Regions from separate parts of the Mus musculus genome. Here region 2 is linked to region 1. A link is a loop called in an ENCODE intact Hi-C map of the cell type or tissue named here. Cell type or tissue: heart. All regions are shown on one strand.

What was found. Hi-C counts contacts between places; a loop is a spot of excess contacts. Peaks named below come from ENCODE experiments on the same cell type or tissue, not always from the same donor. Only the 100,000 strongest peaks of a DNase experiment are listed, where the experiment ranks them.
Region 2: a loop joins it to region 1, with 2.8 times the contacts of the local background. A loop is called at or near these places in 1 of 42 quality-filtered maps.

The regions. Positions count from the first base shown.
Region 1 is chr7:127,585,870-127,590,869 of GRCm38, reverse strand. Ccdc189 (coiled-coil domain containing 189) reads left to right here and starts at 2,275. Exons shown (of 9, transcript NM_001033040.3): 1 at 2,275-2,993; 2 at 3,275-3,306; 3 at 3,982-4,047; 4 at 4,426-4,595. The coding sequence starts at 2,781. Rnf40 (ring finger protein 40) reads right to left here and starts at 2,172. Exons shown (of 20, transcript NM_172281.2): 1 at 2,059-2,172; 2 at 1,742-1,945; 3 at 1,191-1,358; 4 at 972-1,113; 5 at 157-363. The coding sequence starts at 1,873. In heart, no CTCF peak of the experiment used is centred here; DNase peaks (open chromatin) are centred at 1,159, 2,229 and 2,629; H3K4me3 peaks cover 2,747 bases; H3K27ac peaks cover 1,797 bases.
Region 2 is chr7:127,360,568-127,365,567 of GRCm38, reverse strand. It overlaps the pseudogene Gm51260. Among named protein-coding and RNA genes, the nearest start is that of Zfp747, 13 kb to the left of the region's middle. In heart, a CTCF peak has its summit at 3,011; a DNase peak (open chromatin) is centred at 1,237; H3K4me3 peaks cover 1,419 bases; H3K27ac peaks cover 628 bases; H3K27me3 peaks cover 1,820 bases.

The DNA of each region.
Region 1 (5,000 bases):
CCTCCAGCCGTCTCTCTAGAGCCCCACTTCAGGAACTAAAGCTGAAATCCCCGTCTGAACTAAGTTGTCCCAACAAGAACAAGGCTGACATTTACTGGGGACTCTGAACAACGCAGGCCAGGGTGGATTTCTCAGGGTAGGGTCCACAGAACTAACCCCGGCTGTATACTCGCTGACAGAGTTCTTCCACCTGCCGTTGCAGGCGGTCCGAGGCCTCGACCACCCGAGACACGGCAGCCTTGGAGAATTCCATCCGACCCTGCAGCTGCAGCTCCACTTCCTCACAGCTGCTGGCGCCCAGTGCCACCACAAAAGCCAAGGCCGGCTCACTGAGAGGGGCTCGAAACTGCACTGGCAGCGGTTCTGGAAGGGACAGAGAATCCTCATCAGAATGAAAGGCCACAGCAGGGACCATCAACCTCTACCAAGTCCCAGAATAAGCTGCTTGGTATTCCATGGCTGCCGGGTGGTGGTGGCGCACACCTTTAATCCCAGCACACTCTGAGTTTGAGGCCAGCCTAGTCTACAGAGTGAGTTCCAAGTCAGCCAACATTACACAGAGAAACCCTGTCTTGAAAAACCAAAATAAATGAATTAATTGATAAACAGAAAGACTTCTGCTTCTACTTTTCAGAAGGCTGGGATTATGAAAATCCAATTAGATTCTAAAACTTTGTTCATTCCATTAAAAAAGAATATTAAAAAAACCAAAAAAAAAAAAAAAAACAAAAAACCCATGTTTTTAAGACAGAGTCTCACGATGGGCGTGGTGGCACACGCCTTTAATCCCAGCACTCGGGAGGCAGAGGCAGGCAAATTTCTGAGTTTGAAGCCAGCCTGGTCTACAAAGTGAGTTCCAGGACAGCAACTTCTGCTTCCCAAGTGCCGGGCATTTCGGTAGCCCCACATCAAAGTCACCTCCTCCTCAAAACCTTTCTGAGAACATAAGCTCCCCAGGGCCCTGGTCCTACCCCTCAGATCTGATGTCCCTGGGTCTGGTCGAGGGATCACATCACGGGTCAGGCCCTCTTGGCACCCAGGCACCTCTGTCCCTGAAGACAGTTCCCTCTGGTTCTCGTAGCACTGGAGGAGGGCTTCTACAGTTTCATCCAGCTGAAAGAAGAAAGAACAAGAGGTTAGGAATGCCTCAGGGCTTCTCCCAGTAGGACGCTCGCTCTTCAGGCATCCACCTGGGCCCAGTAGCGGTTGACGATGAGGAGTGTGGCATCATCAGTGGCCTGCCTCTTCTCCAATTTCTCAATTCTCTCCCGGAGCTCATCCTCGCAGGCTTGCCGCTGCTCCAACCGCTCCGCCAGCTTCTTGTTCTTGAACTGCAGTACCTTGGAATCCATCTCCTCCTACCAGAAGGGAAGAGGCAGAGTGTCGGGCAGGACCCTGAACCATCACTGACACACAATAGGACAAGGATTAGACTGAAAGGGGAGAGGTATATAGCAAGGCTCAGACACTTGCAAAGAGAATATGCTAGTCATGAGAGCTTCACATTCCGTTCCTGCCCCTACCTGTTTCCAACTCAGACACATCACACAGGACTTACGGGAACATATGTGCGCATAAGTAAAAGGCCAGAAGGGACTCCGTAAAGTTGTTCTCTGATCACATTCACGCCGTTGGCACACCCACCCTCACCACCCGGTTTGTGTATATACACACGAGCACACACAAGATTCCAAACACTTTGGGCGCAGGCCAAATGTGACTTTCGCAAAAGCCCACCAACCGTGGAAGAAATGCCGCCGAGACGAATGGGTTCGATTAGAGTGGTCGTGGTCTTCTCCTCGCGGTTCATCTTCTTCTCTGGGGGTCCTGAGCCCCCGTCGCCGGCGGCGCGCTTGTTGCTGAGGCCAGACATAGCGGCGGTGGCGGAGGGGCAACTCAGGGCTCTCCGGGGCTGGCAGGCGGGTGGAGGCGGCACTTCCGTCACCTGCAGAAAACAGAGAGCTGAGCTGTGGATGCGTCTGGAGCTCCGCAGTCCTGAGCGTCCCCCTGGACATATCTCCCGGACCCCGCCCCCGCCGGACGGGGGTCCGCACTTACCGTAGGGTCAGCCAAGCGCCACCATCTTGGATTTCACCGGACGTCACCGGCCGCCAGACGCACAGCGCAGGCGTCAGAGCCGCTCCGGATGTGGCGAAACTTATTTCCTGTTTCTATTGGTAGCTCTTGGTTCCTCCTCTCGAGTCTTTTAGTCCCACCCCTCCAACCCCGCGACGGACTGTATTTCTCTTAATGATTGGCCAGCAGGCGGTTCCCATAGTTACTGACCCCGCAGTTGCACTAGGAGATGGAGGGGTGGAGCCTTTGCTGCTGTTCGGGGTACTCGGTACACGACCCCTTGTAACTCCAGATCCAGAGGATCCGTCATCCTCTCCTGGCCTCCGCGGAGCCCTCCCGAACATCCTGTACATATGTGCGCACACGCACGCACAAACACAATCTTTTAAAGATTTAAATTAAATCTTTAAAAAGACCGACCCTCAAAAGCACCCTTACAAGCAACTTCTAAGAGGCACGTGCAACTCGTTACGCATGCGCTCTATCTTTTCAATGATTGGCGTGGGCTTGTACTTTCTACTTTCCTTAACAACGGTCACCGGGGAGACAAGTTGGGAAGACGCCCTCTGCGGATTGGCTGCCTCTCGCTTCACCGCCTCTGAAGAAACACTAGAAGGGGCAGGACCGGGCTTTGCAGTGGGAGAGCTGGCTGTCCCAGAGCCCAGGCTGGAGAGCCCTTGACTGAGGCTAAGAAGGACGAAGAGATGATTACCCCCAGTTCCAGCCAGAGCCTGGGAATGAAGGTGCAGATGGAGTCGGAACAATCTCCCAAATTGCAGGAGGAACTGGACAGGAGTCCCAGCTCGGTGGACGGCTCGGCCATAAGGAACGGAACAGACATGCAGACCGAGTCGCCCGCAGAAGCCACTAGTAGCCCTGTGGAAGTGGCTGAAGATCCTGGAGCCAACTTGTTCCCGGTGAGGGCGGGACAGAGTTGTCCTCTAGTGAATACTTAGGTTTCCCAAAAAAGGTGCCGCCAGTCATTACGTTTATCAACATTAGGGAATTTCCTGGAGTTGCTTTGATTGTAAATAGGCTGCTAAATAGTATTTCGAGCCCACCGAAGCCCGGTTTTACCTATTTTGCTATAGTTAAAATTATAGCACACTCAGACCTGCTAGAAATTCATGAGGTACTAGGGACTAGGGGATACATACTGTCGTATCTATTTGTCCCATAATCTGTCTTCTCTCCGCAGCCACCACTACCCCAGCCCCGGATCTGTATGTGGTGAGTGTGGAGAGCCCAGGGGAAAAGTTACACTTCTCATTTGTATTACTCCTGTAAGGTGTCCTCAACAGTCCTGTCCAGCCAGGGCTCTCCAGTTTTACAAAGATGAGACTGAGAAGTGCTCAAGGTAACGAGTCACCAGCGTGCCAGGTGCCTCAGTGTAAAGTGGCGGTGTGAGAAGGGAGGCAAAGGCAGGAATGTACACAGCTGCAATGATGGAGCACTGTGCACACCGATGCCAAGGCCCAGGGGACTTCATCAAGGTCACACAGAGCAAGACAAGGACTCAAAGTTGTTTTTTGGGGGGTTTTCAAGACATTGTTTCTCCTTGTAGCTTTGGCTATCCTGAAACTCACTCTGTAGACCAGGCTGGCCTCAAACTCAAGAGATCCGCCTGCCTCTGCCTCACAGTGCTGGGTACAGTGAGTGTACCACCACTACCTGGCACAACTCTTTTCTAATCAGTGGGTTTATAAATAAAAAAAAAATCTGCTAAATCTACAGACTGGATTCTAGACCATGATGTTCCCCGTTGACAGTGAAATGATTTGCTAAAGGTTCCTTAGCAAGTTCGCCAAGTCTCAGCTCCTGATCCCCACTGAAACTCTCCAAGTTGCAGCCCCATCGGGGAAGTTGTATGAACCACCAGTGATTTGTCTCATCTTTTCCTGACAGGAAATACCTGGACATCCATTCTATGCACAGACTGGAGAAGGCAGCCACTGTGGAAAAGATGAGAGAGTATGGGTTTGAGTTGGGCGAGACTGAACTCTTGGGAGGGGAGACACAAGAAATGACAAACTTTAAAGTATAGAGTGAGTGTCAGGCAATGGAGACGAGAAGAGGCTTGTGTTCAGGGCTGCAGAGGCAGCTCAGCCATTAACAGCAATGGCTGTTCTTCCAGAGGACCCAGGTTTGGTTCCCAGCATCCACATAGTCTATAACTCAAGTTCCAGAGGATCCAATACCTTCTTCTGGTCTCCATGGGTACCAGAAAAGCATGTGTTGCACATATACAGGGAAACTACCCATATAATAGAAATAAATCCTAAGGTGAGGTGGGGGGCGGGCGAACCCCTGCTGTCTGTCACTCATGCCTCTTCCACCCCCCCCCCCAAGGGTTCTTGCTGAGCTCTTGGAGCTTGGCTTTCCTGAGCAGAGCCTGCGGGATGCCATTATCTTGGACCTCTTCTCCCACGCACTTATCTTCTGCCGCCAGCAGGGCTTTTCACCAGAGCAGACATCAGCAGCCTGTGCCATGCTCCAAGATCTTCACAAGGCCTGTGTTGGTGAGGAGAGGGAGGTAGCCACCAAAAGGTTTGAGCCCTAGGAGAGGAGGCTGGGCTGGCAGAAGTGACCGTGGAGAACTAAAGTAGGGAACCTGCAGTCTGGGATTTGTGTTCCACCATAGGTGGTATTAATGTACCACATTTATCACCTTTGAGAGCTTCCCTTATTAAGAAATGAAACACATAGTACTAATATTATGGGTCTGTTCTGAGAAGTATCTAAATAGGGGGCTGGGGATATAGCCCACTTAGTAGAGTGCTTGCCTAAGTACAAAATCCTGGGTTCACTTCCAACCCTGTGTACTCAAGTGAGGTGGCACATATCCATAATCCTAGCACTTAGGAAGTTTCTTTCCTAAAAGGCAGATGAGTCAGAAGTTCAAAGTTAGCCTGGGACACGTGACA
Region 2 (5,000 bases), 230 kb after region 1:
CACACACACAGAGAAATAAGGAAGCAAAAACCATGGCTGAGCAAGTACCTGTGGAATACTGTGTTCAGTCCTCTGTGCATATGCCAGAGGATGCCAGAGCTGCTTCATGTGGGAGATTTAATTTTAGGCTGATTTCCTGATCAGTTTTCCATCCCATCAACAGTGAATGTGTGGCCCCGTCCCCTATGTCCTCTCCTGCATTCGTTGTTGGTTATTTTGTTGTTGTTGGGTTTTTTTTCCCATTCTGACTGGGGTCAGATGAAGTCTCACAGTTGTCTCGACTTTCATTTCTGTAATTGCTAGGGATGATGAACATTTCTGGAGATATTTCTTAGTCATTCCTATTTCTTCCCTTCAGAACTCTGTGTTCAGATGCTATGCCCTTATTTTGAATGGGTCATATGCGGTTGTTTGTTTGTTTGTTTTTACTTTGTTTTTTGAGTTCTTTGTGTATTCTGGTTATGAACACTCGTCAGACAGACGCACAGCCGCTGAGGATGCTGGTGTCAGGCCCATCAGATAACATCTGATCATCCGACTGAAACTTTAAAAGGCAGGGGGGGCTTGGAACGATGGGTTTCACATTCTGAAGACAGCAGCTGACAGCCCAGAGCAGCACTCCCACCAAAGCTCTGCCATAGCTGTGCACCGCATGCATCCTGGGCACTCACTGTCAGCAGCCTCCCAGAGCCGAAGCTCCCTGTGTCACTCGGGCCTTGGCACAATCTGCTGGGAGATCTGAAATCACTCTGGGCCATGGGAAGTCATTCCTGCTCCATCTTTAAGCTTAGTACAGACCTAGTGAGCAGAAACCTGATCTTGACCCAATGTATTTGCACTGAGACATGAAAGTTATGGGTACAGGAGAAAGAAAGCGCCCCTTGCCCAGAAGTCTGCAGAAGCCTCTCCACAGCTGAAAAGCAAGAATCCAGGAAATTAACGTTTTAGTGGAGTGGTGGTTTTGTTGTGACTGTAGGAAGATTAGCTTTGTGTTATTCAGATGCTAATTTCTGTGTTGGCAGAGATCTGATTGCAGGCAGGACTTGTACAACACACACACACACACACACACACACACACATTATAATGACAGCATCTCTTGGCTCAGTATTTTATAATATTGGACTCCATTGGCTTGCGATTGGTTAAATAAAGATCTGAATGGCCAATAGATGGTCTGGAGAAGAAGGACAGGACTTCCGGTTACGAAGTGAGATCTCAGTGGGAGCCAGAGAGGCAGAAGTTCCTAGCCAGACTTGGAGAAGGAAGCAAGGACTAAGAGAGGACTAACAGGTAATAGACCACATAGGCCAGGTCAATATTGCCAAATTAGACTTGCTGAGAATCTGCCCAACAATAGCGCCTAAACTTCTAATCCCTATAATAACAGTCAGTGTGGTTACTCAGAGTAAGGGCGAGCATAGAAAGACCATCACCGTTAAGTTTAGCGTCCAATGTAAGGGCACATAATGTCAAAGCTTCAGGCCTTCGAAAAGCAGAGAACCAATACTTCCCATAGCAGTTTCTAGCTGGGCAGGAGGTGGTCCGGAGATGCCTAGAGCCCCTGATGAGCAGCAAAGCCTGGAAGGAACGGGGAATCAGGGAACCAAAGCCTCAGGGCACTTCACAGGCGCAGCTCCTTCAGAGGCCCTGCTGTGCCGCGGAATGAAGCCGGTGAGCTAACTCCGCTGTCCACTGTCACAGCTCCGCAGCAGTGTCCCCCGCATTCGCCTGGCTGCGGCGGAGCCAGAACCTACCTCAACTAGTAAGGAGCGCCCACACTGTAGCCGGCAGCAGCGCAGATCCAGTTCATTCTCGGGAGACCAGGTAGAAACGGCCGCAGCGCGGGCCCAGCAACTTCCCCGAGCTGGGAGTAGGCGAGGTGCCAGATGGTGCGTGGCAAGGTGAGGCTGGACTCTCATGGGAGCACAAACAGCGGACTCGTCCAGCCCAGGGTGGCAGGAGGGGACAGGCTGTACAATGCAGGCCAGCCTAAGCACAGAAGCTGCCAAGGCTAGACTCAGGAGAGCCAGCAGCCAGCGCGATGAGCTGGCCATGCAGCAGAAAGGAGCCTGCACTGGTGCAGAAGGCAGCAGGACAGAGAAGCTTGTCGCAGCAGAAGGCATGCCAGCAAAAGCATGCAGAGAGAGAGAGAGAGAGAGTGTGTGTTAAGAAAAATGAAAAAGGCTAAATCACAGAAGGATGGAAAAAATGTAGAGAAAATTTAATGCAGTAAAAGATATTAAGTTCGAAAACGGTAAAAGAGAAATAGATGCGCATAGACAGTAATGTCTCTGAAGAAGAAAGCGAGAAGTAGAAGTGTTTTGAAAGATACATATATGCTGAAGAAAAGAAACCGAACACAATCATAGACAGAAATACTGAGTTTGAATATAAAATAAAGTCTCCGAAGAAAGGAGAAAGAAAGTAAGTAAAAATGTTCTGTAAATGTGCATAATAAAGAGAACTCTCCAAAGGAAAGAGAGAATTAAAGAGATTAAAAGAAAATGCTTTCTTTGTTTAATAAAATGGAAAATACAATGACAGAAGGCATGTGGATTCTGTATAATTTTGTTTAAATTATCAGCAAACAAATAATTATATTTTCAGTGATGATTGCAATTTTATAAATCCCTTTCCAGTGAGATCAGAATAAAGCAGAAGGGAAAGACTGAAAAATTAAATACTAGGTTGGAGGCGACAGAAAAGAGATCAGAAAATCCTTTGATTCAGAATAAAGGATCTGGGCGTGTGGTGCACGCCTTTAATCCACCTGCCTCTGCCTCCGGAGTGCTGGGATTAAAGGCGTGCGCCACCACGCCCGGCTAGCAGGCAGATTTCTGAGTTCGAGGCCAGCCTGGTCTACAAAGTGAGTTCCAGGACAGCCAGGAATATACAGAGAAACCCTGTCTCGAAAATCAACAAAACAAAACAAAACAAAACAAAAGGAAAAGAAAAGCAGAATAAAGGATCTTCAGAGGAATTCAGTCTAAGGCTTACAGCGCCACCCTGTGATAATATCGCAGAATAGCAGTCTATCGACATGCTATGTAAAGAGGCCCGACCTAATCAGACTAGATATTGTAATAATATCGTCAAGGATCAATTACTAAATGAAGGTCTATATGCTGAGCTAAAATTAAAGATTCTGTTTGTGAATCATACAATAAATTATATGTTTCATTTTGTAGAGTTCAGAGACTTAAGATATAAACATACGTAAATACATCATACAATTGATACTTACTCAAGATTTCAATGTGCTTCTGCCTTGGGCTCTGAAGAGGCTGATGATGAGATTGCACATTTAGATAGCAATATTGGAAATGCCTTACAGATTGAAGTTGATGATGCTTCAACCTATGTCGAATTATAATGTCCGTTATGTTAGACATTGTGGCCTGAAACATGATATTAACATACCTTACAATCCTACAGGACAAGCAATTGTAGAGAGATCTAACATTATCTCAGTATCTCCCCTTTTAGTCCAATAAAAGGCTCTTTCTCTAACACCAATAAACTATATACAGTAAGCATCTATGAAAAAAATCAGGTAAGAATTACATTCATAATATCTGCGGCAGAAAGCATGGCTTTTCTCTTCAGTTCCATGGCCCTGGTCTGTCTAGCGGCTGAGCTCATGTTAGTGGGGTATGGGGAAGTGGCCAAACATCCTGATGATCTTGGGAAGAGTAAACCTGACTCCTTCCAGCTCAGGGGTCAGCACAACTGGCAGCCAAGTCCAGTTCTCCTGGAGCGGTGGAACCTGTCCAACATGTCGTCCTCCCTCTCCTCACGAGGAGGCAGGAGCTCCAGGTGGGCCTCATTCACATACATACACACGGCAGGAGGAGCATGCCAGAGATGCTTCACGGGCATCCCAGGGCCATCCCGTGGTGCTGGGCCAGGTATAGAACATTGTCCTGGACTCTGCCCCTCACCCTGGGGACAAACAGAGTGCAGGTGCTGAGCCAGAGGCCAGCCTGAGGCCGCGTGACAGGGCGTGGCACGGCGGGCACTCACAAGTCCGGGGCAGCTCCAAGCCATCTGCCTCTTCCTCCTCCTCCTCCTTCCCCCCCCCCCTCCTCTTCCACCTTCTCCTCCACCTCCTCGCCTGTAGCCCCGAACGTCCTAGTTGTTACTGCCACATGCTCGGCCCTGGGTTCACAAGATCCTCGGAGTGCCCGTAACAGATAATCTACCCTTTTATCCTATCATTCATACCCCCCCTTTTTCTTTTCGTCTTCCCCCTCCTTTCCTCTTAACACTAGAAAAGAGAGAAAGAAGAATAGAGGAAAGAAAAAAAGAGAAAGAGATCCCTAGGTCTAACGTCTTTTAATTTGCTTTCTCCCTGACCAAGTCCAATAACAGCTTGTCAACAGCAGTGTTAAATGACAACAAAGATCCATCACCCATCGAACCATCAAAACCAGTCACCCATCTGCTGAGAGTCAGGGCATCTTTCTCTTAAAATTCCTTCCTGTTCTTTGGGGGCAAAGGTACCTAGAAAAATTGGGCTATTGGTCAAGTCCTGGAAGAGATAGCTGTATCGTTTGCTGTTCAGTCTCTGTGTGATGGGAAAGTGCAGGGCTTTTCTGAAGTCCTGGCTGAAGCAATCTGAGAGGCTGGAACATCCTGCTTTGAAGTTGTCCTGGATGCAACTCTTTGAAGAACCGGCAATTGAGGCAGTCTGTGAGGCTGGATCACTCGCCAGCCCCAACATACAAACTTTTAAAAGTAACATACATGTATGAATTAACAGAGGTGTGGAGGGGCTGGTGAGGTGGCTCAGTGGGTAAGAGCCCTGACTCCTCTTCCAAAGGTCCCGAGTTCAAATTGAGTGGGGCCAACTAGAGCGAGCAGGGTTGACCAGAGGGAGCAGAGGTCCTAAAATTCAATTTGCAACAACCACATGAAAGTTCACAACCATCTGTAGAATGTGCAGTGTGCACAAAACAGCTAACAATATTTCTCTGCTCTGTGTTTGAGCAGGTAAA